Linked DNA regions of Homo sapiens: regions 1 and 2 are each linked to region 3. The links are chromatin loops, found by intact Hi-C in ENCODE. Cell type or tissue: chondrocyte. All regions are shown on one strand. Region 1 overlaps GMDS (GDP-mannose 4,6-dehydratase). Region 2 overlaps MYLK4 (myosin light chain kinase family member 4). Region 3 overlaps GMDS (GDP-mannose 4,6-dehydratase).

Evidence for each region. A loop is a pair of places that touch in the nucleus more often than their neighbours do. Peaks named below come from ENCODE experiments on the same cell type or tissue, not always from the same donor. Only the 100,000 strongest peaks of a DNase experiment are listed, where the experiment ranks them.
Region 1: a loop joins it to region 3, with 5 times the contacts of the local background. A loop is called at or near these places in 14 of 110 quality-filtered maps.
Region 2: a loop joins it to region 3, with 4 times the contacts of the local background. A loop is called at or near these places in 7 of 110 quality-filtered maps.

What each region holds. Positions count from the first base shown.
Region 1 is chr6:1,620,022-1,628,021 of GRCh38, forward strand. It overlaps GMDS (GDP-mannose 4,6-dehydratase), which reads right to left. Exons shown (of 11, transcript NM_001500.4): 10 at 4,451-4,519; 11 at 3,785-4,210. The coding sequence ends at 4,148. Among named protein-coding and RNA genes, the nearest start is that of FOXC1, 14 kb to the left of the region's middle. RefSeq lists an enhancer at 4,467-4,576. In chondrocyte, CTCF peaks have their summits at 3,597 (motif pointing right), 3,812 and 5,348; a DNase peak (open chromatin) is centred at 4,228.
Region 2 is chr6:2,692,559-2,700,558 of GRCh38, forward strand. MYLK4 (myosin light chain kinase family member 4) reads right to left here. Exons shown (of 13, transcript NM_001012418.5): 3 at 226-301. Among named protein-coding and RNA genes, the nearest start is that of MYLK4, 54 kb to the right of the region's middle. In chondrocyte, CTCF peaks have their summits at 3,100 (motif pointing left) and 3,312; no DNase peak of the experiment used is centred here.
Region 3 is chr6:2,099,661-2,107,660 of GRCh38, forward strand. All of the region lies in intron 4 of GMDS (GDP-mannose 4,6-dehydratase), which reads right to left. Among named protein-coding and RNA genes, the nearest start is that of GMDS, 140 kb to the right of the region's middle. In chondrocyte, CTCF peaks have their summits at 4,811 and 5,017; no DNase peak of the experiment used is centred here.

The DNA of each region.
Region 1 (8,000 bases), 480 kb before region 3:
GAGGCCAGGGCTGCCGACGGCGAGAGGATACTTTGAGGAACACGGTGCTTCAGTCCCGCCCCCGCTCTCCGCCCGAGCTGGAGGTTGGGGCGCGCTGAGCCGCAGCGCCTGGACAAGTGCGCGGGCCGGAGCCGCCCAGGCCTGCACCCGGGGGCTCGCGGCCGACGCATGCGCACGCGCGGTGGCGGGTCTGCAGGCCCGAAGGCCCGGCCCCTCCCTCAAACCCGGAGCGGGGAAGCCCAGGGGCTGAGAGCCTCGGCCCGGGTCGCAGGAGCTGGGGAGCGGGGACGCGGGCAGGCTAGGTCTTCCCACCTGCCGTCGGGGCTCCTCCCCGCAGCAGCAAAGGGGTCCCAGTGCCCGTGGCAGTGCATGCCCCAGCGGACACGCTGGCTCCCAAATTCAGAGATCAGAGGGGCGGCTGAGAACGGGGCGTCCGCTGTGTGTGACCCCTGACCGTGGAGGAAGGGCGGGAGCCGGGAGTAGGCGGTGGGGCCCGGGGTCAGGCCGCGGTCGTCGGCTCCCGGCAAAGGCGCTCTGGCCGGGGAAGGGGGCGAGGGTGGGCGGCCGGCCTCTGCCGTCGTAGTCATACCTGGGACGTTGAAATGGGCTTTGGGGATAGAGCTCACTCCCAGCGCGCCCCACAGGAGAAGCCCGCAGCTCAGGCCTGGGCCGTGCAGACCGCTGGGCGGGCTCGGGGCCCGAGGAGAGCAACACGGCGCGAGGTCCAGTCGCGAGTAATAACCCCGACAGCACGGCCCCTCGAAGACGTGTTCCGGGCACCGGGGTTGTGAGCGGGGGAGCCTCGGGCCTTGGGCCCGCTTGGCACGGGGCGGGGGCGCCTCCTCCAACTCCTGGAGATCAGGCCCAGACCCCGGGTGTTCTCAGGGGACACACTGTGGACGGTGGACCAGTTCCTAGCGCCGTTTTGTCCCCCATTGCCCCTGCTGCTTGTTAAAAGTATTAGCGACCCCCGTGATGGCAATCCACAATTTTTGGAGGGTGCGGGTGGCATGTACGGACGTGAAGGTCTCTTTGTGAGGCACGTCCACGCACACACAGGGACACTCATTTTGTAAAACCTAGATGGGCGCTGCCACCACCCCTCCATGCCACCCGCGTACCAATCAAGGATGCAGGTTGTAGAAAACACCTGGACGTGTGTGGGCTGCACCTTAAAACAGAATTCACCCAGTAGGCACTCCCAAATCCAAATAAAGTGCGTAGGGTGCTTTGAGACTTGGGGGGAGGGGTGTTAAAAAGTTACTTGTAAACAATACATTTAAGGTTATTTTCAAGTGAATGTTTAAAGTGCTGCCTGCTCCAAGCTCTAATAACACATTAGTGCGATAATAACACTCCTTGCATCTGCCAGGAGCCCTCCAACTGGCTGCCAGAGGTTCCACGAGGTTCGCGGTGGTTGGTGTAGGCGAAGGCTACTAAAAGGGGCGAAAAAGAACCCAAAGCCATGCCTGTGGGGTTTGCCAGCGCCGACCCGCTCCTCGCCAGCGCCCGCGGCCAAGCGGACCCGGCCTTCCGAAGGAGCCATCTTGCGCGCAGCAGCAGCAGCGGCTGAGCCTGAGCCCCTAAACAGCTGCAGAGGTGTGACAGGTTTATTATGCTGGGCCTAGCTCGCTCGCAATTCCTTAAAGACAAAGGGCAGCAGAGAGAGCCCGCGACGGGGCCTGGCCTACCCGGGTTCCACGCACCTCCTGCACAAACTCGGGCAAGATTGCTTTGCCATGGTATGTGAGTTTAACTGAAGGTTTAACTTTCTCAGTTTTTCCTTAAAAATATCAAGGTGGAAGATGTTTTGTAACATTTGAAACCAACAGCCAAAGTCTGGCAGAGCAGGAAAAAATAAGTTTACTGAAATTTAATTGAGATTTAAGATAGAAGAAACCCTGTAATAAGAATTGTCTTGAAGGATGTCCAAATGAATTTCTCTCATAGCACAGAAATAGATAAAAAATGCCGAAGTAAATCGATTCTCCTTTTCTCCTTTTAAACCACATACACCAGGAAGCCAAATGAACTCCCGCTCCTTCCATTACTCAGGGTGCAGGAGCAGTGAGAAGGTTGCAACCAAAAATACTTTTTAGTTTCCTTCAAACATGGATGCTGCCATCCGTTTGGAGAAGTAGAATTCAACATCATGGCTCAACTGGAGCTGCATAAACCCCTGCCTAGAATCTCTCCTGATTCTAGGTGTCCAAACAAGCAACACTGAATTAAACAGGGCCATGGCAAGCCTGAGGGCCCCTGGAATAGTCTCTCCTGGGTGTGGGAAGGGAGGTTCCGGTGGTCAGAGGAGAGGGGGTGCCTGCCCATCAGGGTCAAGGCTAAGAGGAATGTGACTCTTTGTGAGATTTGTTGGAGGATGTGTGTGACAGTGGGTTTGGGAGTTGGGTTTGCAAGTGTTTGTGAGAATGTGTGACTGTGAGATGGCATGTTTGTGGAGTGTATGTGCACTTGTGAATGGATGTGCATGGATGTTTGTGTTCGAGCCAATGTGTGAGTATGTATCTGTGTGTGTGCCCACTATCCCGCCCAGGCTGAGGCCCGGCCTCCCAGCAACCATGTGTTTCCAATTAGCAGCATCCCGCCTGGGAGTGCAGAGAAGGCGAGTCCTGGGACAGCTTCTGAGGAGCGGGTGGGCTAGCTCAGGCCCCCCAGTTCTGCTCCATCGAGGGCGAGGCCGCCCGGCCAGCAAGCTTTCACAGCAACTGGGCAGCCACACAAAGAGCCCTCTCTCCTGCGCCAGTCGTTGGAGACTCGGTCCTCCCCCAGATCATAAACCTGCCTGTGAAGACGTTCAGAAATAGTTTACCCGCACTCACACACACATGTGCAAAGGCTGGAATTCCATTTGCTATAAAGTTTTATTTTATTTTGCTTGGAAGGGGAGTGAGGGGGAGAAGTGTCCTGACCTAATTTGTTCTAGGGCAAAATACTGTATTTCATGTGGAGGTATACACCTGTACATGAATCCTTGCTTGCTGCCTGTGGGTGTCCTGCACATGTGTGCGTCAGCCTACCTGTAGCTGTACACCATACACAGCTCAGGAGCACACACCTGTGGTCTTACCCAGGCCACCTAAATGATGCATGCAAACAAACCAGATCCAGAGATCTGAGGCTGAGCCTTAAACCTTTTTATTATAGCTTCAAATTAACGCTGATGTCGTTCAAGTGCATAGCACAATGTCTGGCATGTATTAGGCACTTAACATAAATGGCTGAATGAATACATTAAACTGAGATTTAAAAAGTGACCTAGTAGTCATAAGAAGAGGCTGCAAATAAGCACTGTGTAAAAGATTCTAGACCACAAGGAAAGGCACAGGCTCAGAGACCTCTAGGTAACTTGGTGGCTTTGCCATGGAATGTTCCAACAGTATTTGCTTACCTTCAAGTTTCTTCTTCTGACCCCCCTCTATTTCTCAAGACTTCTTTTTCAGATGGGTGAGAGCCCTTGGGTTCTAATTATAGTCAGCAGAGACCAGCCAGGGTGTGAATTCCTCCCTTCTGCAGGAACTAGGTTTCCAGAGTGACTTGTCACCAGGAGGGGGAAAGAAATGTCCCAGGCAAAGACTAAGGAGGAGGCTCGCCGGAGCACCCCCGCCCCCCTTAGCCTTGCAGGAGTCCTCCCACCAAGGGCTTTCTCAAAACAGGGCAAGGCCTGACCACAGCGATCTCATTCCAAGGCCTGGATTGTGGGGTTGTTTGGGGACCCCTATAGCCGTGTTCATAACTTGGGAGAAAACATCCACACTGACCCTGTGAATGCTAGTTCACAGAAAGACCATTTTTAATATGAAAAGAGAAAAACAATTTGAAGGCCCCACAATTTGTTGTGTAACAACATAATTTCAAGTAAAGTGAATGTGATTAAAACATCTTGATTTCACAAAGCCATTCAGAGGAGGCTTCGACAAACGCAAAGCGACCCAAACCCTGGAGGGTCACATCCCGGCTGCTACAAACCTCGGCGGGGCGGCCCCGCTCTTGCGGCCGGGACAGCGCAGCGGCAGCAGGGGCCGCAGGGGACCCGCAGATTGGCACGCCGCTCCCCATCCCCGCAGCGCGTCTGCACCGGAGACTCTGCGGGGATTGTAGCCGGAGGGCGGGCCGGGCTCCGAGGCGCTGCTCAGGCATTGGGGTTTGTCCTCATGAGCTCCACGTCGGCGTGCACCATCTCCCTCACCAGCTCCTGCAACACAGGGGTGGGCGTGAGGGAGGAGCTTCTGCCACTCTCTCCTGGTGACACCCCACCCCGGGTGTCGGCCCCAGAGAGGCCTCCGCGTCCCTCGTTCCAGCTCCCCTCACTTCTCCCGCACCCCGCCTTCCGGGCTTTGGGCATCGCAGGCGCCTCAGGCGCCCGACCCTGAGAGCTGCCGCCCTGCAGCCCGGGGCCCCGCAGCGGGCGGCGTGCGCCCTAAGAGATACTCACATCGAAAGCGACCCGGGGCTTCCAGTTCAGCTTCTGTTTCGCTTTGGTGCAGTCGCCCTGCAGAAAGTCCTAGGGAAGAAGAGGGGGAGACGAAGCAGGCGTGGGTCGTGGGGGTGGGGGCAGCAGGTCCCGAGCCCCGGGAACTCCCACCGTTCCGCTCCCTCTGGGCGCACAAGGCTCCGGGTTTCCCTGCTTTCGGTCCCTGCTGTGCGCGTTCAGTTGCGGCTCTCGGCGCCGTAAATCACTAGGTCGCGGTTAAGAATGTGCTGTGCGGACCCGTGAGGACCGTGACCGCGATCCACCCCCAGCTACCTCCACACCTCTTCTCCCCAAGGCGTCCCTTGGGCTCTTAATGCTTTTTTTTTTTTTTTTTTTTTTTTTTTATAACATGAAGTTGTCAGGGACGCTCCTATGAGAACTGTTTGGAATTGCTGCACTTCTCTGGCTAGGAGGGAAGTGAGTAAATCACCAGGCGCCCCTCCCAGCTGCCCGTGTCCCTGCGCCGCTCAGCTCCTGCCGCAGGGCTGGCCGCGCCAAGCGCGCGTCCTACCCAAAGCCACCAGCCCCGCGGGGAAGGGACTCGGGCTGTGGGGCGCGAGGCCCCAGGACTCGGGGACCCCTCTACCTCGGCGGCAGCGTGCGACCCTCTTTCTAACGCGGCCGTGGATGTTTCTTCCCGGGCCGCAGCCAAGCGCGGTTCTTCCTGGGCGGTGGCTTTGGGCTTTTCGTACCCACAGTCAAGTCAGTTCACGTCGCCTCCCGCACACACGCGTTCATAAAACGAAACTGGAGTTTCACGAAGCAATTCTTAGGCTTAGCGTCCAGGAACGCTGTAGACGGTCTATTCTATTCTACCCCTATTCTACTCGGTTCGATTCTGTTCCTAAGAAAATGCCGATCTCGACCCACTTGTACTTCCACGAGCGGAGCTGCAGCCAGCAGCTCTGCAGGACCCCGCACTGCCCGCCACCGTCCCCTCTGGCAGTGCCTTCCTCCTCCCGCTTTCCCCAACTGCTCCACTCGAGGAAACAAGGGCATTTCATCTCCATCGACTTAAGAGGCTTCCCTGGAAGGAAGGCTGGCTAAAAGAAAACCAGCGGAGAAGAACTTAATCCTGCTCTCAGCCCCTACTCACCAATGTCTTTCTTACAGCTCTGTGAAGACTGACTGACATGAAGGTTGAGATGAGAATTTCAAGATGAATTACAAAATAGGAAAGAAGGAAGAAAGGAGGAAAGGAGAAAGGGAGGAAAGAAAGGAGGGAAGAAAGAAAAAAGACTTTGAGATACATAATTGCTAGAAGTGAGATAAATATTTAGCTTTTGCATACACAAATGTACTCGTCAAATAACACATCAGATGTGATTCCTCGAAATAAACCGAACGCAAAGGCCGTACGAAAATAGCCGATCTTTAAAGGTGAGAAATACTCGATCATTCTATTTCAGCTACATACAAATTAAAGAACAGCCTAAAAGGAGTTTCATCGTGTGAAAGTAACAGCCAGTCAAGCTGCCACTGAAAGCCTTTCCTGCTTATTTTCTTCAGACTTCCCTGAAACTTGGCAGGTGGGGAATTTGTTCTAGATTCATGATGGTCGAGAGGGCAGGGGTGGGACCTGCTTTGCCCTGGGTTTGGAGCTCACCTTCTCTGCTGAGCCTTCTAGAGCAGAGGCTGTCTGGATCCTGCTGAATGTCTGCACCGTGGGCTTGCAATGGGGCTGCAGCAGTACACGCAGCGACTCTCGCTGTCGTTCTCATCATCCATCACTACTTTTTCAAACGCTTTGCATTTCGCAATACACTGAAGTACCAGTTTCCTCCCCAGAGTGTTAATAGTACTAAAACAAGTTATTTCTGCTGGCCCTAAAAGTCCATATACAGATTCTTCAGGAAAAGTAGAATACAAAAAGTAGTAATTAGCAATTTAACATAGCGCTACAAGGAAATAGCAATATAAGCAGAAAAACGAAGTAATTTATTTTTCTTTCCCCTCCCTAAATAAACTTGTATATATTTCTACAGGCTTCTATTTTGCTATAAGCGTCACACAAAGATACTCATTCTTTTTCCCCAGAGGAAGCTGTGCAATGTGGAGTCATGCAGCCCATCCCTCCCCTCTCTCAATCCTATAGCGGCTAGACGGTGTGGAGAAACATGGTTATTGTTTAATCACATCACACTGGCTGTAAATCAACCAGCACGACATAGGATGCATTTCATGGCTGTGAACTCATAGTCAGCAAAACCCTAAAACCCAGTTTGGCTTCAAATAATCTTGGTAGGCTTGGGAAATGGAGCTTTGTATTGTAATTATGTTTCCTGTAGTTTTCTACAAGTAGCTCACAATATAAAAACAACCAGGGAACTACAATTAAGGAAAAAGAAAAATGTTTTTCAAAGGCTTAGAAACAGACCTTGCTACCATACACTGTAAAAGTATTTCATTGAAACCAGAGACGCACCCAGTTAAACTTCTCAATTTAGTTTTGAGCCTAGCTCCAATACTGCAGTCTAGCTGCTTCCTTTAACCTTCTGCCAAGGCTCTGTCTCCCTGAAATTTAATTAGACCAAGAGACCTTGGGAAGAAAAAGGATGAGGTCCCCTCAGAACAAAACATTGGCTCTCTATGCCAGCTGTTCCTAGGCTGACATCTGGACTGGGCAGTAAGCTTATGTTCCAATCAACTTTTAAGGAAAGACTACGAGCATCCCAGCTTGTTTTACACTTAACTGTTCCTGAAGGAATTTCTTACTTCTTCCCATTGTGTCATTTATAGAAAAGATATAGTCAATGGTTCATCCTGCAAGGTTCTAGGCACAGGACATACTTAAAGGGTGGCGTGGGGAGGGCCTGTGTGGGAAAGCGCACACAGCTCTAGAAGGAGAGCAAGGATGTGGATTCCCTTCCTTAAATAAGGCTTCCTCTGGGCTGAGAAGGAATTAGGTGGTGGCAAATGCTCATACAACGGGGTCCAAACTGCTGTGCTCAGATACAGAACTGTGAGGAGTGAGAGGGGAGCGTGGGCCATGATACACGTCCCTTTAATCTTTACCTCCCTCTTAAAGATTTTTGAACTTCCACAAATCCCCTCCAATAGGGTATAATCAGCTCCTAAGGACAAGAGAGAAGAATGAGCTTATCTACTGTGCTCTTTTCTTCTTTTTTGACAGTTCGTTTCCTTCATTATACATATGCTTACAGCCTTAGTATGACAATGGGGGCAAAAGCTGAATTAAAGTGATGATTTTATGTACAGCTTCCCAAAAGGACTTCCACCAGTGCAACTGGGTGGTCTGGAGCTTTTCTTGAAAAAAGAGAAAATAAAGCTTTGAGAAAAATTTAAAGTATTTCTATGTGAATATGACATTTCCTGAACTCTGGCTTCTGGTGTCTTCACTGTTTTCATTGCTATTCCTTAGGTGAACTATACGGTTTCAATATGTAATTTATAATTGTCAAATTCAATTAGGTTTCACTGAGCATTTCACAGCAGCAAAACAGCAGGAGCAATGTCTCCGTCCACACAGCCCTCCAGATTTCTGACTCAC
Region 2 (8,000 bases), 590 kb after region 3:
TAGAAGGAAATATGACCAATTGGGTTCCAAAAGATTTTCTTGTTTGTAACTAGTAAGACCCAAACACAAGCAAAAAAAAAAAAAGGGGGGGGGGGGCATTTTTTTATAAACATCACTTCTTCCTGCACAGGGCTTTATGAATGTGCAACTTCCTCTGAATAACAACAGGACTTTTATAACGGAACTTTCTTCATCCATAACTATCTACTTTTCTAAAGATGTTACCTGCGAGGGCTGATGTCCTTTTGCTTTTGACGGGCATCCTTTCCGTCAGGTCGGCGTTTGACCACACCTCCTTCGCCTGTGGAGGCACAATTGAGTAATTGAAGTTACATATCACATCTGGGCTTTTCAACCTCAGCACTCCTGACACTTGCGCTGGATGATTCCGTGTGGTGGGGAATGTCACGAGCATTACAGGACAGCAGCATCACTGGCCTCTATCCACCAGATGCCAGTAGCACCCTCCCTCCCAGTTGTGATGACCAAAAAGGTCTCCAGAGATCTATAAATGGGGAGCAAAATCACCCGTCACCCCAGGCTGAAAACTACTATATTATATGATTCAAACATAGAAAAAAGCCCAGTAAAATTAATAGTAATGTAGAGGGCAGAACAGTCTGAATTAATGAAAGCCTGTATAGACTACAGTATCTGAAATGAGCTCACTATTTTCAAAGAAATTCTGTAAAACTGTCATTATGGGAAAAAGCCCATCTTCATGAATAGATGAAAGGATGTTAATAATGTGTGCATCACCCTTGACCTCTGTGTAAGTTGTCTTGATATGGTTGACATATAAATCAAATAGAAATGAGAGGATACATGTGAATGGGCTCTGTAAACCAGAGAGTAGGAGATGAAAGTCAGCTTTATAAATGGAACCTTTACAGTGCTTAGAACAGATGGCCCTTTTCCTAAGTGGATAAACATTCTTCTCACAGTCCTGGAGTATCTGAATTAGTTGAGCAAACCGTTAGCTAATGTACCCCATATAAAAGGGAAACATTAGCCCAATCCACCCAAATTATCACAACTTCTAAAGTTTTGCATTATAAATTAATGACATTGTGTGGATGTCCAAAAAAAGTATTTATTTCCCCTTTGAAACACAACATAATCTGCCTTCAGCTGATTTGCAAGCATGAAACACCATGTAAGTTCAGAGCACAGATATCAAGACAAATTGCAAATGTGCTTTTTTTTTTTTTTTTTTGAGATGGAGTTTCGCTCTTGTTGCCCAGGCTGGAGTGCAATGGCGCAATCTCAGCTCACTGCAACCTCCAACTCCCGGGTTCAGGCGATTCTCCTGCCTCAGCCTCCTGAGTAGCTGGGACTACAGGCATGTACCACCATGCCTGGCTAATTTTTTGTATTTTCAGTAGAGACGGGGTTTTGCCACATTTGCCAGACTGGTCTTGGACTCCTGACCTCAGTTGATCCGCCTGCCCCGGCCTCCCAAAGTGCTGGGATTACAGGTGTGAGCCAACATGTCCGGCTGCAAATGTGCTTTTACACAATGCAGGGGGCAGCTCCATGGATTCAGAGTATTTCCGTTTTTTAGATGGTGAACTTAAAACATAAAGGCATGTTTAGTAAATCTGTGGAAAGCCAAGGCTGGAAGTGAGAGCTTCAGAGTTTCTCTTTAAGTGAAAGTCCAGAGACGGCACTTGCCTACTTTTCCCTCTGCAGGGACAATGGGCTGCCGCCTCTTCAAACAAAGCTGATTGCTCCCTCCTCTGTGCTTGCACAGAACTCAGCACATATCCCCACCCCTGGTGTCCCTTATAACACTTTAAGCCTTTTTTCCTGTCAATTTCCCACTAGACTGTGGACTTCCAGTGGGCAAAAAGACTGGTTCATCTTTGACTCCCTGGTGATTACTTCAGAGACCAGTACGTAGTGATGATGATGATGATGATGGTAGTGGTCATGGTGGTGGTGGTGGTGGTGGCGGTGGTGGTGGTGGTGGTAGTAGTGTTGGTTGTGGTGGTAGTCGTGGTGGTAGTGGTAGTGCTGCTGGTGGTGGTGGTGGTGGTGGTGGTGATGATTGTAGTGGTGATGGCGGTTGTAGTGGTGATGGTGACGGTCATGGTGATGATGGTGGTAGTGGTGACAGCTACCATGTATTGTGCACACACATTATGTACCACTCTTCTAAGCACTTTGTTTAACTGGTTGCTCCTGCTAACAGCCCTTTAAGATAGATACTATTAGCCCCATCGTACAAATGAAGTTGGGTAATTTCCCAAGGTTATAAAGTTTAGAAATGGTAGAGCTAGGATTCTGACCCAGCTGTCTACTTCAGCCAGTGCACCTAACTACCACCCTATACTGTCTTTCTGGGGAAAAAAAAAGATAGAAAGACTATAGCCAAGTTACATGATTCCTATTTATTGAGATCTACTACATAGTTGGCACCACAGGAGATAAGAAAAATGATTAAGAGAGAAGGTCATAAATCAAAAACAAATTAGCAGAGTGAAGAGATAAATATTTGTCGAAAGATTACAATTAACATGGAAGAGAAGCAAAAAAAGGAGAGAATTTAAGTCCAATTTTGAAAGCATATATCCAAATTAGTCGAATAAGACAGTTTAACAAATTGTGTTTAAGGTGTTTTATAACTGTCTTTCAGTTCTTCCCTTTTGAAATGAAAACTTCTGGTGTATCAATAGACATTGTGCTTCTGGGTTTATTCTGTGTGGCATGAATGCAATGATATAAGCATACGTGGATTTAATAATGAAAACTGGTATGTATCAGTCAATTTCTACTCATAAAAGTATATAAAATTGAGCAGCTGGCTGTAAGACTCCATGGAGCACTGATAGATCCACGTTTGCCCCTGAGGCCATCTGAGTATCAGGTGGAAAAGTCCACATGCTAACCCAATATTCTTTGGGTTCGGAGTTGGACTTGACCAACAGGAGAAGCTGTCAGTATTGAGGAATATAAGAAGCCAGCTTCCAAGAGAGGTTGCTTTTTTCTTTAGTAATTATATATCACATATGTTTTTCCATTTAAATAATGTAAGAAGGCCTTTATTCATTGCCAAAGGCTGTTATAGTTTCATTTCCCTATGTAATACTGACATCTAGAGGAACTTTGAACCGAAGAGTTTCCAACAAACAGAAGTTGTATTCTCCTGTCCTTTCCAGGACAGACGCTGTATTTCTCCTTTTCTTTTCAGGACTGCAACCAAAAATATGAAACATTTTTACTTTGTATTTCTAAGTTATGCCTAGAAGTTGCTAAAATAGAAAGCTCAAGTTTGTAGATACACCTTGTTTATTGTCCAAAAATGAAACATGTCTTCTACCGATTAAAGAGCACAGGACCAGTGCTCTTAAGCATTAAGTTTCTGACCCAATCCTGACCATCCCCAGTTAATGGGATGAAAACCATGTCAGTGACTATATTCCTCTGCTGAATTCACATCGATGGCTGGGATGAACCTAAGGACCTCTTTCATGCAAATTCACTTAAAAATATTTCTATATTTGCATATGGATTTCTTTGGAACTATTTACCAATTCCTTTTATAATAATTTATCAGTGGATGTAGAATGACACAGGGAAGAAAGGCTAAGTGGTCCAGATGTCCAAGTATTCAAAACACAGCTTAGCTCTCTCCACTCTGTCTGGCTTCCTAGACTGGTCTCGTAAGTGGGATATACGTACCCAGGGAGTGTCCATAGTAGTCCTTTGGAGGGTATCAAGGACATGCTAGAACTCATTTCAATTTATTCCATTCCTTATGGATTGAATGTATCCCCCCCGACGATATACGCACACAAATTCATATATTAAAATCCTAACCCTCATGGTGATGCTATTAAAAGGTAGGGCCTTCGAAGGTGACTAGGTCATGATTGGAGAGTCCTCATGAATGGGATTAGTGCCCTTATAAGAACCAAAATGAAAGTTTGCTCACTCTTTATGGGGAGAAGCCCACTACACACTAGTAACGGGGCCCTCGCCAGGCCCTGGATCTGCCAGCAGCCTGATTTGGGACTTCTCAGCCCCCAGAACTGTGAGAAATAAATGTTTGTTGTTTAAACCACCCAGTCCAGAATAATTTGCTATAGCAGCCCAAGCTAAGACACCATTCTTTTAACATTTATATTTTACATATGTTTTTAAAAATATATTGATACAATTGGACACATATAAAAGTATCTCTGACATATTAAATGTTATTTATAAAAATAAAAGTGCAGCCAGGCGCAGTGGCTCACACCTGTAATCTCAACACTTTGGGAGGCCGAGGTGGGCAGATCATGTGGTCAGGAGTTTGAGACCAGCCCGGCCAACATAGTGAAACTCCATCTCTACTAAAAATACAAAAATTAGCTGGGCCTGGTGGTGCACACCTGTAGTCCCAGCTATCAGGAGGCTGAGGCAAGAGAATTGCTTGAACCCTGGAGGCGGAGGTTGCCGTGAGTCAAGATTACGCCACTGCACTCCAGCCTTGGCAACAGAGAGAGACTCCGTCTCAAAAATAAAATAAAATGAAATAAAATAAAATAAAATGCATGTAGTGGTTATCAATGTATATAATTATAAATAAATATATCGCGGAGTGCTTTAAAATATTTTACTGATGGCAGCACAAAATCAAAATAATTTGGAGACAATTGTAGATAACACCGTGCTTCACACTCTGATTTTCTGAAGTGTGTTTTGGAGCAGGATCATTCTAATTAGTCGGTTTGAGTGCAAGAACATAATTAGAACTATCAGCTCAATTCTTGCAAACTCTTTTTCTCCTTCTGCAAAGTACTGCTTTTAAGAGTTCAGTATTCATCGCTTGCGTGCCAGTTTTGATTATTTAAGCAATTTCAAGTCAGCACTTTATCCTCTTTTCTCCGTTAACCATTACATTTACTGCCATAGGATCCAGATTTGAACAGCAGGGCGGCATCGGTCCACAGGCGTGTGCCGGCTACCTGGGCATGAGTGCGCTCTCGCCCTGCGTCACAGACCTGTCCCAGTACTACATCAAAACCCTACTTTTCCTGAGAGTGGCGGAATAGCTGAAAGGGAAATTCATTCAACTGAACAACATCGTCTAATCCTTCTTTCATTCCCATTCAATAAAAATCATTTAAAAAATCAATGGTAAAACGGATTTGTCCTTGAAAGAACATAAAGGCTGAGATAAGGGCTGCTCCTCTGGACCTCAACAATGCCACCATCGTTTTCCGTGTTACTGCAGCGTTCTCAATGTGTCTGTCTGCCCGCTGGCATACGGACCCTTCTCTTCCCCTTCGTTTCCCCAGCACCGAACAGAGGGTAAAGTTCTGAAGTGCTTGGTGAAGCAATGCGTGATGAAGAAAACAGTGCTTTCTGGAATGGCACGTTCACTGTGAGAACACTCTGTCATCAGGCTGCACCCCTGAAAAGCCAGGCTGCCCTGGGGGCCATCTCAGATGCATCCCTGCCACGGTGGCTCATATCCACAGCCCTGAATTTACATAGCCGATGGCCAGCAATATCAACGGCCATGCATTTTGGGATTACAGTTGCTGCAGAAAATTGTGTTCATAACATAACATATAGAGAATTCCTGGTTCTTTTTAAAACTGTTGCAAACAGGCCAGATAGAAGAATGGAGGAGAACAAATATTTGTAATAATTTGTAGCTGTGACCCACAGCCTGGACTCTGATGGTGGCAGGTAGATGTTAGAGGTCGGCCACCCTGTCCTACAGCTCTGTCCTCTACTGCCAGGCTCAAGTGTTGGTCTTTTCAAACCTCCTCAGCTCTGAACGTATCACCCACATGGCCTTTCTACAACAAGGGGGTTATCAGGATAAGAAAACTCGGAAGTGTATTTAAATTCTAAAAGTTCAGTGTGAAAAAGGAATAGCCTAATGGAATAAATCTGACCAGTCCTGGGCTCCGCAGAGTCTTTTCTTGCTAGCAGAGGACGCTGGGTCATGTACCCTGAATAACAGTTTTGCATATTACTGTTTGTGGAAATGCCAAGATGAACAATTTTTGGCCATTTTACCTAAGTTCTAGAAATATCTAAACAAAAGTATAACAATTTATAATGACTTTATTAAACTTGGATTAGATTCCTAATGGGGGAGAGAACAATAAATAAATCCTACAAGAATACAAAGAGATGAATTTTCAGAAGAAATATGAAAACATTTTCTTGCCTGAGCATAGAAGATACTTCTAGAGATTGTTTGTAAAGCAAATCTATTTCCCTTCAACCTCAGCACACACTCAAACTCTCCATGTATGAAGCGAGAAAACCCTGAAGTCCTGGGTGATAAAAGGAATTCTCACTAAGCAAAGCCTGTTTCATGGTCTGTGGGGACTGGCATGGCTCAAGGCAGGACAGAAACTGACTGACCAAATCCAGAAAGGGAAAGTGTTCACCTGTTCTCAGAACTCAGTAAGTGGATCCTCCCCAGGCTGCTGATGACATCAGGTGGAGTCAGTCACCTGAGAAAATAACCCCGCCAGGAAAATTAAAGCCTTTCCATGCACCCACAATTATGTGCACAGTGCTTCACTCGGAAGCCAAGTAAATGGGACCCTCCAAGTACATAGACCAAGAAAGAGCCTGAAGTTAAAGGTGTGGATTTAGGAAAGCCTAACTGGATCATCCACTGAATGAAGATGCACGGATAATTTTACTTTATTTTATTATAATATACATTGAGCTGTATCATAAGAGAAAGCATGCTACCACTTTTCTTTTCTTTTCTTTTTTTTTTTTTTTTTTTTTTGATATGGAGTCTCTCTCTGTCGCCCAGGCTGGAGTGCAGTGGCGCAATCTCGGTTCCCTGCAACCTCCATCTCCCGAGTTCAAGCAATTCTCTGCCTCAGCTTCTCCAGTAGCTGGGATTACAGGTGCCCCCTACCACACCTGGCTAATTTTTTTTTTTTTGTATTTTTAGTAGAGACAGGGTTTCACCATCTTGGCCAGGCTGGTCTTGAACTCCTGACCTCGTGATCCACCTGCCTCGGCCTCCCAAAGTGCTGGGATTACAGCTGTCAGCCACCATGCCCAGCTGCTACCATATTTAACAGCCTCTGCTAGCAAGAAAAGACCGTGTGGAGCCCAGGATGGTCAAATTTACTCCATCAGGCTATTCCTTATTGACATCAAAACTTTTTATAAATATACTTCCAAGTTTTCTTATCCTGATAACTCCCTTGTTGTAGAAAGGGTTATATGTTCGGAGCTGAGGAGGTTTGAAAAGATCAGCGCTTGAGCCTGGTGGTAGAGGACAGAACTGTAAGATGGGGTGGCCAACCCCTAACATCTACTGGCCACCATGGGGGTCCAGGCTGTGGGTCACAGCTACAAATTATTACAAATATTCTCTCTCCTCCATTCTTCTATCCAGCCTGTCTGTGTAAATTTTAAAAACAACCACTTAAAATGAACAAATTAAGAATCTTCACCTACCTATGTGGCCACAGTGAGTAGTTCGATAACACAGATTTTATTTTCCCCCATCTTATACCCATTGGATGTGCTGACACCTTATAATGAGTCTGATATTGTTATTTTCTTCCCACTGCCACCTTACCTGTCCTCCCCACAGAGAAAACGCTGAGTCCTCTGACTTGAGGCCGCTCTTTCTTTCCCTCTCAAACTCGCATTGCTCACCCTGCCGCCCCACCACCCCACCTGTTTTTGTTATCCAAACTGTTCTAAGTTCTAATATGTGGCTCTCAACCATCTGGGGATGTTGGACACTATTAATGCCTGGGTCCTCCCCTGAAGATTCTGATAAACTGGGTCTTGAGTGGGGCCAGAACACCAGTGTTTTTTAACCCACCCACACCCCAGGGATTGTAAAGTACTAAAAGGGAGGGGACCCACTTCCTCTGTCGCCTCCGGTCACTCTGGCCTTTGTTCTGAGGCCTTCTTACCAGCCAGGCTCCCTCTGGTCACAGATTGGAGCAATTATAACAACACTGGAATCCCTCTTCCTCCCCCCGATAAGCAAGGTCTTTGATCCTATC
Region 3 (8,000 bases):
CATTTAACTTTAATTTATACTTTCTGACAAAATAGAATATAATGCCTTTTCCATCCCAGAATTTCCACTATTCTGCATTAAGTTTTTAAAAAGGTGCAAGATAACTTTATATAAAGTTTTAAATATTTCTTGAGAAAAACCATTATATGCTAATATCTGACAATTGTTTCTCCCAAAAAGTATGATTTTTAAAAGAAACTGAACTTTTCATCCTTAGGTTTTATTAACACTGATGTTTTCATTAGACAGGACATGTAATTTATATTGATAAGCACAATACCACTTCAAAAACAAATTGGACAATCATGAAATTTTGGGGTTGTAGGAGATCTTGGAGAACATACAGCATAACTCTTACCTGTTTCCCAAAGCCTCACATCCTATTTTACAGATGGGAAAACTGAGGCCCAGAGAGACTATGTGTCTTCCTCACAGGTTTGTTTTACATGATTATAAAAATTCTGACAAGATTAATTCCCTTAATTTCACATGACAAAGAAAAAGTACCCTGTGCTAGTTAGAATTTAGAAGGTTTTATATTTCAATATACCAATCAAAAATATAAATCAATGAGGCTTAAATCACAGAATTACAATTAAAATTGGGTTAAAGAAATGTAAATAAATTGCCAATATAGTGAAATCGTCATTCCATGTGTTAACCCTATAGTTATCTTTTGGATTTATTACAAATTCCTATGAGATAAATAACTTCTAAGTTTTCAAAAGGTGGCCACATCTGTGTTCTTCTAATGTCCTAAACATTACAACAATTAATATTTTTATCATTACACTGATGTTTCAATAAGATACCTCTATATGCAACCAACTATTTTATTTTATAAAGCTGTACTAGAAAGGTCTAACGTCACAATACAATGTAAATAAACTACAGATTATTCCGTAAAATATTTTGTATGTGGCAACAAACATATGCCTTTAAGTTTGACTAATACAAATGGAAGACTATTAATAAAAACTAAATGACAGCAACAAAATCTATATCACTGACGAGTCAAGATAGTATACATAGCATCAGATCATAGAGCTAATGTTAAAAAAACTCAAACATGTGATAGGGGCACTACACAAAATGTCATGTGCTAACATCTGGAATTAAGATTACTTACAGTGGAAAAAATAAAACGTCCCCGAAAAGTGAAGGCACGCATTAAATCTTGGCACTCTTTTTATAGTTGTTTTACATATAGAAATGTAATTCTTACAAAGAACTAATTTCACTAAAGGTTACAATTGTACTAGTATTTTCTGTAAGAATGCAAGAAAATGAGTAAGATTAGTCAAAACTCTGTTAACTTCTATGTTATTATGAAAGATATTGCAATTTTTGTATTAAACATTTCATGTGCCTATGACCTGACATTACTGAGATTTTTTTTTTAAAAAGTGAGCATTTAAGTGTCAAAATTTTACTGAAAAGTTTTTACTGAAAGTACTAATTTAGTATGTAATTTATGTTACATTATAAAAAACAGTTTTTTACTGGCTAGGAACTAAAAATCTCTGACCAGATAAGGGTTTAACCGGGATGTTTCTGTTGTAGTTAAAACACATCTTTTCCCAAGTGATAGAACTTGGGAAAGTTCTTAGGAAATTCTTTCATAAGTAGCATGGTAAAAAAACACTAAAAAAACAAAAAACAAAAAAAAGAGAGAAAATAAAAAATGAAATTTCAGTAAAGCTTTTCAGAAGAAAAAACACAAGAAAAAGGGACAAACTAATATTTCACACATTGGAAATCCAGTAACTGCTTTATGGATTAGTCTCTGGATCCTGTGCCAACAAAGTTGCACCACCAAGAATCATCATCATGTAAGATGGTTCAACCTGATAAGTGGAATCCCCAGTTAGAAACTGAGAGAAAGAGAAAAGAATCTCCCACGAAATGAGAGAAAGTATATCAAATCTATCTGAAACCATTCCTCAAGAAAGACGAAATATGAGCAATACATTTATGAACTTATGTGTTTATCTAAAATAAAGACACAAACTGTGGGGGAAAAAAGGCAATTAAATTTAGCGCCAAAATTGAACTTTAGGGCATTTATATTACACAAATTTTTCCACTAACCATTAACACTTCATTGAAAAACAATGGCCACATGAGAAAACATACTTCGTGATTACATGCAATCATCTATCAATTTAAATAATTTTCAAAGTATCTATATATGTTTAAATATTTTACATCAGATAAAAGAAAGGACAATTTGGACATAAAGGAAAATCTAAGTATCATAAGCACAAAACTTTGGTATTTTAACCTCAAACAACAGTGTGCGCTCTAGTTTATTAATCAACAGGAATGCTACTTAATTAACCATGTGAAAGTTAAAGTAAGTAAGAAAGACAAACAAGGCAAGTATTACTTAAGCTATTATTATACTACACTGGAAATTTTTCAAATATCTAAGATTTTGTAAGATGTAGTCACGTAAACAAATGTAAAGCCATCATAAATTAAAATTGGTTATAAAATGCCAATAAAACATTGAAGTCCCCTATAATTCATACAAAATCTGTTTTTAGACTTTAAAAAGGGCATCAAAAACTATAAAGTGTATCATTTTTAAAAGCCCATTTAAAAATTATAAGCAAATTGAAAAAAATGTTATTAATTATCCAACATTTAATTATTCATGCAAAATATTTATAAAATATTGTCAAGGAAAATAAATGTTCTAGTGCTAATATGAAGAAAATTAATATGCTGGTTTTTAAAAAAAGTTTTAAAACAATATTCTTCAGTTAGTAAGCAACACAAATCACTTAGATTTGCCTGCTTGAGACACGATTCTTTTGAAACCAAGCAATTGAAGGAAATGGTGTTGCAATACTGTCCGTTTAATGAAAACCGTGGCAGTGAAAAGGTCACATAAATAATCTGCACGATGTTATTGCATTAAGAAAGTCACAGTCTAAATCTAATGCCTGCCAAAGAGGGGCTAAAAGTGTAAAAGAAAAAGTACGCAGTCACCTGCAAAACATATTATATTCTGATTAAAAGCTGTTTTTAAACAACCTTTTAATCTAAAACCCATTTGCTATCTCAAAAATGACCTATAAAGAAATGTTTATGTAATTGTGACTAATTCAATTATCTTACACCCTGGTTTTAAGAAATATATGATAATGAAAGTTCAACTTATAAAATTCCATTTAATTAAATTAAAAATTCACAAAATTGCAAGATTATGTGTTTAGACATCAGAATTTTCTTTGTCCTTGTTTTCAAACCGCCTACACTACTAAAAATATTAGGGTAACACAGATAATATCTGTGCATACAAACTGAAGTTAACACAGTAGACTGCTTAAAACAGAAAAACTACATACATATCTTCTTTTTCTACTGATATGACAGAGTATAACCAATTAATCATTAATAAGTAACAAGCAACAGCCAGAATATGTTTAATGCTTCATTAAAACAACATTGAGGCCCATTACAGTACACAGCGTACGATGCTGGAAACCACCTTATACCCTCGCAAACCGCATTCCCTTCTAACCTCATTTGGGGGAAGCAGCTAGAGGATGAATGGCAATATGCTCTCAAGTAAGCTTTTATTAAGTATGAGAAATAAATTATATTAAGTGTTATTTTTTGAACTCAGAAATGAGGGAAGGGGTTGTTAAGATATCAAATTTACTAAGAAAATAATTATGTCAGAAATAACGTTGCTGTCACAAGAGAGACTTGCCAGATACTGCTTTTAAGCACGTTGTTATACACACCTTTAGAATAAATTTTGTGACCCAGAGATTAGTCTGTGGTACTAAAATTCCTGAGAGTAGACCAGAAAAAAAATAGAGGGTAGGAGAAATGTTTTCCTAAACAATGTTAGCATTACTCTAGTGGCATTAAGAAGCCCTTATTTCGTTTATAATTAGTAAGATACTGAGGTGATGGGATTGTTAAGGACATGTTACAAATTGCTTTTCTACAACTCACTTCCGAATCTCAGTTTCTACTAAATATGATTCTACTTCATTAGATCCTCATGACTGTGATCTCACCAAATGCAATTCTAAAACTTGAAAATTACCTTGGAAATTTGTGAGAAGCCACAGAAAGGTCCTCGGAAGCACACACATATTAAATATTAATTATAATGATGACTGTCATCTTTTATAGTGATTATGTCATTATTTAGGAATGTTAATTAAGACATAAAATGACTTGTTAATAGCAAATGCATTCTTAAGCAATATATTTGTGCTTGTGCACTTAACAGCAAACCCAGTATGGGGACTGAACCATAATAGACTACAGTTCTATTTTCTAAAATGCTGACATTTGAGCAAACGTTCCCAGGGAATGTTTGCCTGATTCGTGGACTGACATTTCCTCTTTGTAACTTGCTTAACTAAAGAGGAGACATGCAGGCCAAACTCCACAGTGCCCGCAGGCAGCAGGCTATTGCTTGCCGCTGCAACTTGTGCGTGGTTTCTCTTTTACTTCCCTCTGGCCCTACTGCCCCTCAGCCCTTCACTGTCTCTTTATTTTGACATGCATATTATCTTAGCTGATTTCAATCATCTTACAGGAGTGGATGACATACCTTAAAAGATTAAGCTTCCCCACCTGGGATTTGTCCAGAAATTCAGTGTATTACAGCTTCTCAGAGCCTTCTTCGTTCTCCTATATTCTTGTGTTATCAATAGTAGCTTTCTTTCTTATTTTATGTTTAAGTATGAGACACAGGCAGCTATGCTGATGGAGTCAGTTTGTACTGTCACTCATCTTTCACTACAACTGCAAGGTTCACTTCCTTTGTCTAATTCTTTGCTGCCATCTATGTGTATAAAAGAGCACAACATTCTTAAACACACCAGAAACTTCCTCAGTTTCAAAAACAATCATGTCTCTAATCTAGAGGGATGAAGAAGGAAGCTTTAGGGATAATTTGCTTCCCTACACAAACGTAAAGCTTATTGGAAATTTCCATTTCTTTCTCTGTGAAGCAAATTTATAAAACTGAAAAATGACTGAAGTTACATTATTTAACATAATATTATTGAACATAACCAATAGATTTTTTCCATTATTGCTGCTGATAAATTTTAATTTGGCAAATTTGATGAACTTATGCTTGAAAAACAAAAGTTGAAATTTTAAGTCACTTAAGTAAATAATTCCAATAAGATAAATTAATTTTTGCTAAATTGCAATCTAAATATCTTGCCAAATGATAGAGTGAAATGATCACTAAACCTAACCGGGTGCGGTGGCTCACGCCTATAATCCCAGCACTTTGGGAGGCTGAGGCGGGCAGATCACAAAGTCAGGAGATCGAGACCATCCTGGCTAACATGGTGAAACCCCGTCTCTACCAAAAACACAAAAAATTAGCCAGGTGTGGTGGCAGGCACCTGTAGTCCCAGCGACTCGGGAGGCTGAGGCTGGAGAATGGCGTGAACCCGGGAGGCGGAGCTTGCAGTGAGCGGAGATCACGCCACTGCACTCCAGCCTGGGTGACAGAGCGAGACTCCGTCTCAAAAAAAAAAAAAAAAAAAAAAAGAAATGATCACTAAACCAAAACACTTTCCTAATATTTAATATAAAGCAAATGCAAAGCAAACAGATGAAAAAATTATTTACACACATTATGTAAACAACCAATAACTCAAATATTGTGACATAATAATCGACTAACTTCTGTCAAATATTCAAACACTTCTTCTCTAGGGAAGATGGAGAAATGTATCAGACCACACTAAAGAGCCTCTCAGCCTCCCCTTTAGGACTGACCATACTGGCTCTGAATTGTCCTAAGATAAGTTAGTGTCAAACAAACAAATAGAAAGGCACTCTAGTGTGAGCCATATGGGAATGTTACAACAAACAAAAAAACCCTGTCCCCTACACCATGTAACAATTAATCCATGCACTCAGGGTAAAGACTGGTTATTTACCATCAGTACTAATAATGTGGGTTGACAGTCTTGAAGAATGTCCTAAAAGGTTTATTTTGTCAATACCACTAATTTCTAAAAGACTTTACTGTTATATACTAAAAAAATAAAAACCTGGCACCAATGAAATATATGGAATGGGAGTAGAAAAGAAACTCAGGAACAGGTTTTTTTACCCTGATATACCAAACAGCATAAGAAGTGCGAAACTGCTGCCTCTTCTCTATCAGCTCCCATTTAGAATAACTGCATAATTGCTATCAACACAATACTCCTCTTCTCTGGCAAACATTTCACTTTAATTATCAACACTAGAACCGTACACAAGTTGAGCTAACCTTTCAGGGTGCAACATTTTCTAAAGAATCAGTCTCTTAACGATAAACTGTTAACGGAGCTGTAACATGCCAAACCAAGGCTTGATGTGCGGTTTCTTATAAATAAAGCAAATCTAAATTCGCTGTGGATTACACTTTAAATTAACATTTCCAAACTAGGAACATACTCTGCCATTTTTCAAAGAGTAAAAGTGATACCTACTAATCACTCATCTTCGATCTTAGACATTTTTCAAAAAATAGAAATCTGATACATTCAAACCATTTTCATATGATTTATTTCTTGCTGGCACTGGTAAGGTATCCAATTAATGATTTACAGTACAAAGTAGCAGAAAAAATTCTTACGCATTACATTTTTTGAACTAGAAAAGATTTCATTTTATTTTACCGTACTAACTTTAAGGATCCAACTTTAACAAGGCAAATTTTATAAACTCCGCCATATGTAAGGATAAAGTAGAAATCATATTTAATATCAAGCTTTACTATGTATTTTAAAAGAGGTATTAAGTCTAATTTTTTTAAATATACATACAAATTTTGGGGGCGGGGGAGATACATTATGGTATTAAACAAAGTATCATTTATGTCTTCACCTTAATTTATGTAAATTACATACTGTAATCTAATCAAGAATCCTGGCTGGGCAAGGTGGCTCATACCTGTAATCCTAGCACTTTGGGAGGCCAAGGCAGGTGGATCACCTGAGGTCAGGAGATGGAGACCGGCCTGGCCAACATGGTGAAACCCTGTCTCTACTAAAAATACAAAAATTAGCTGAGCGTGGTGGTGGGCACCTGTAATCACAGCTACTCGGGAGGCTGAGGCAGGAGAATTGCTTCAACTCAGGAGACAGAGATTGCAGTGAGCCAATATGGTGCCACTGCACTCCAGCCTGGGCGACAGAGCGAGACTCTGTCTCAAAAAAAGAAAAAAAAAAGGAAAAGTTTTACTCACAGTGTATTTACTAACTTACTCTTTACCCACCATTTTTATAAATAGCATCTAGAAATTAATATTGTGGTAAATATGTTCATTTAGCTATTTGTATTAATTTTAGCTTAATATATATAAAATAATGTTGCAATACTAAAATAATGCTACTCTGGATTTTATTTAGTAAACAAGCCACTATTTATAAACACATTAAGGGTGAAAAACCCAACAAGCATAGCTTTGTGTGGTCCACTAATTAATTATGAGCAAAATTCCAAACATTATTAGCTGTTATCAAAATTACAATACCACCTAGCTCTAATAAAACAGAACAATCTGTTTGAACAGGGAGAGGAGAACTTTCATAGAGTGTTCTCTCTCATATAAATTCTTAATGGACTATAAAGGACTTTTTAAGTGGTTTTAGATTTGAATTCAATTGCTCAAATCTACAACAGGCTTCCAAGAAGAATCTGAGCCAGATGACACACAGGCACCCACCAACAGCATACACTCCTGCCTACCCTGATGAATACAAAGTCAAACATGCTCAACTTCTTCCTAAGAACCATGGGAATAAACTAGTCATATTTACAATCGTGGTGTTTATTCATTATAAACCTAAACATGAAATTATAAAATGAAAAAGGTTTCGTATTGCAATTTTGCGCTGTAACAAATAAAAGTGGTTACAAACTGTATTAAGTTATCACGGGGGCTGTGTCCACACAGGTGAAGGGACAACAGGACTGATCAGAAAGAAATGGGAGCTTGTAGAACAAAA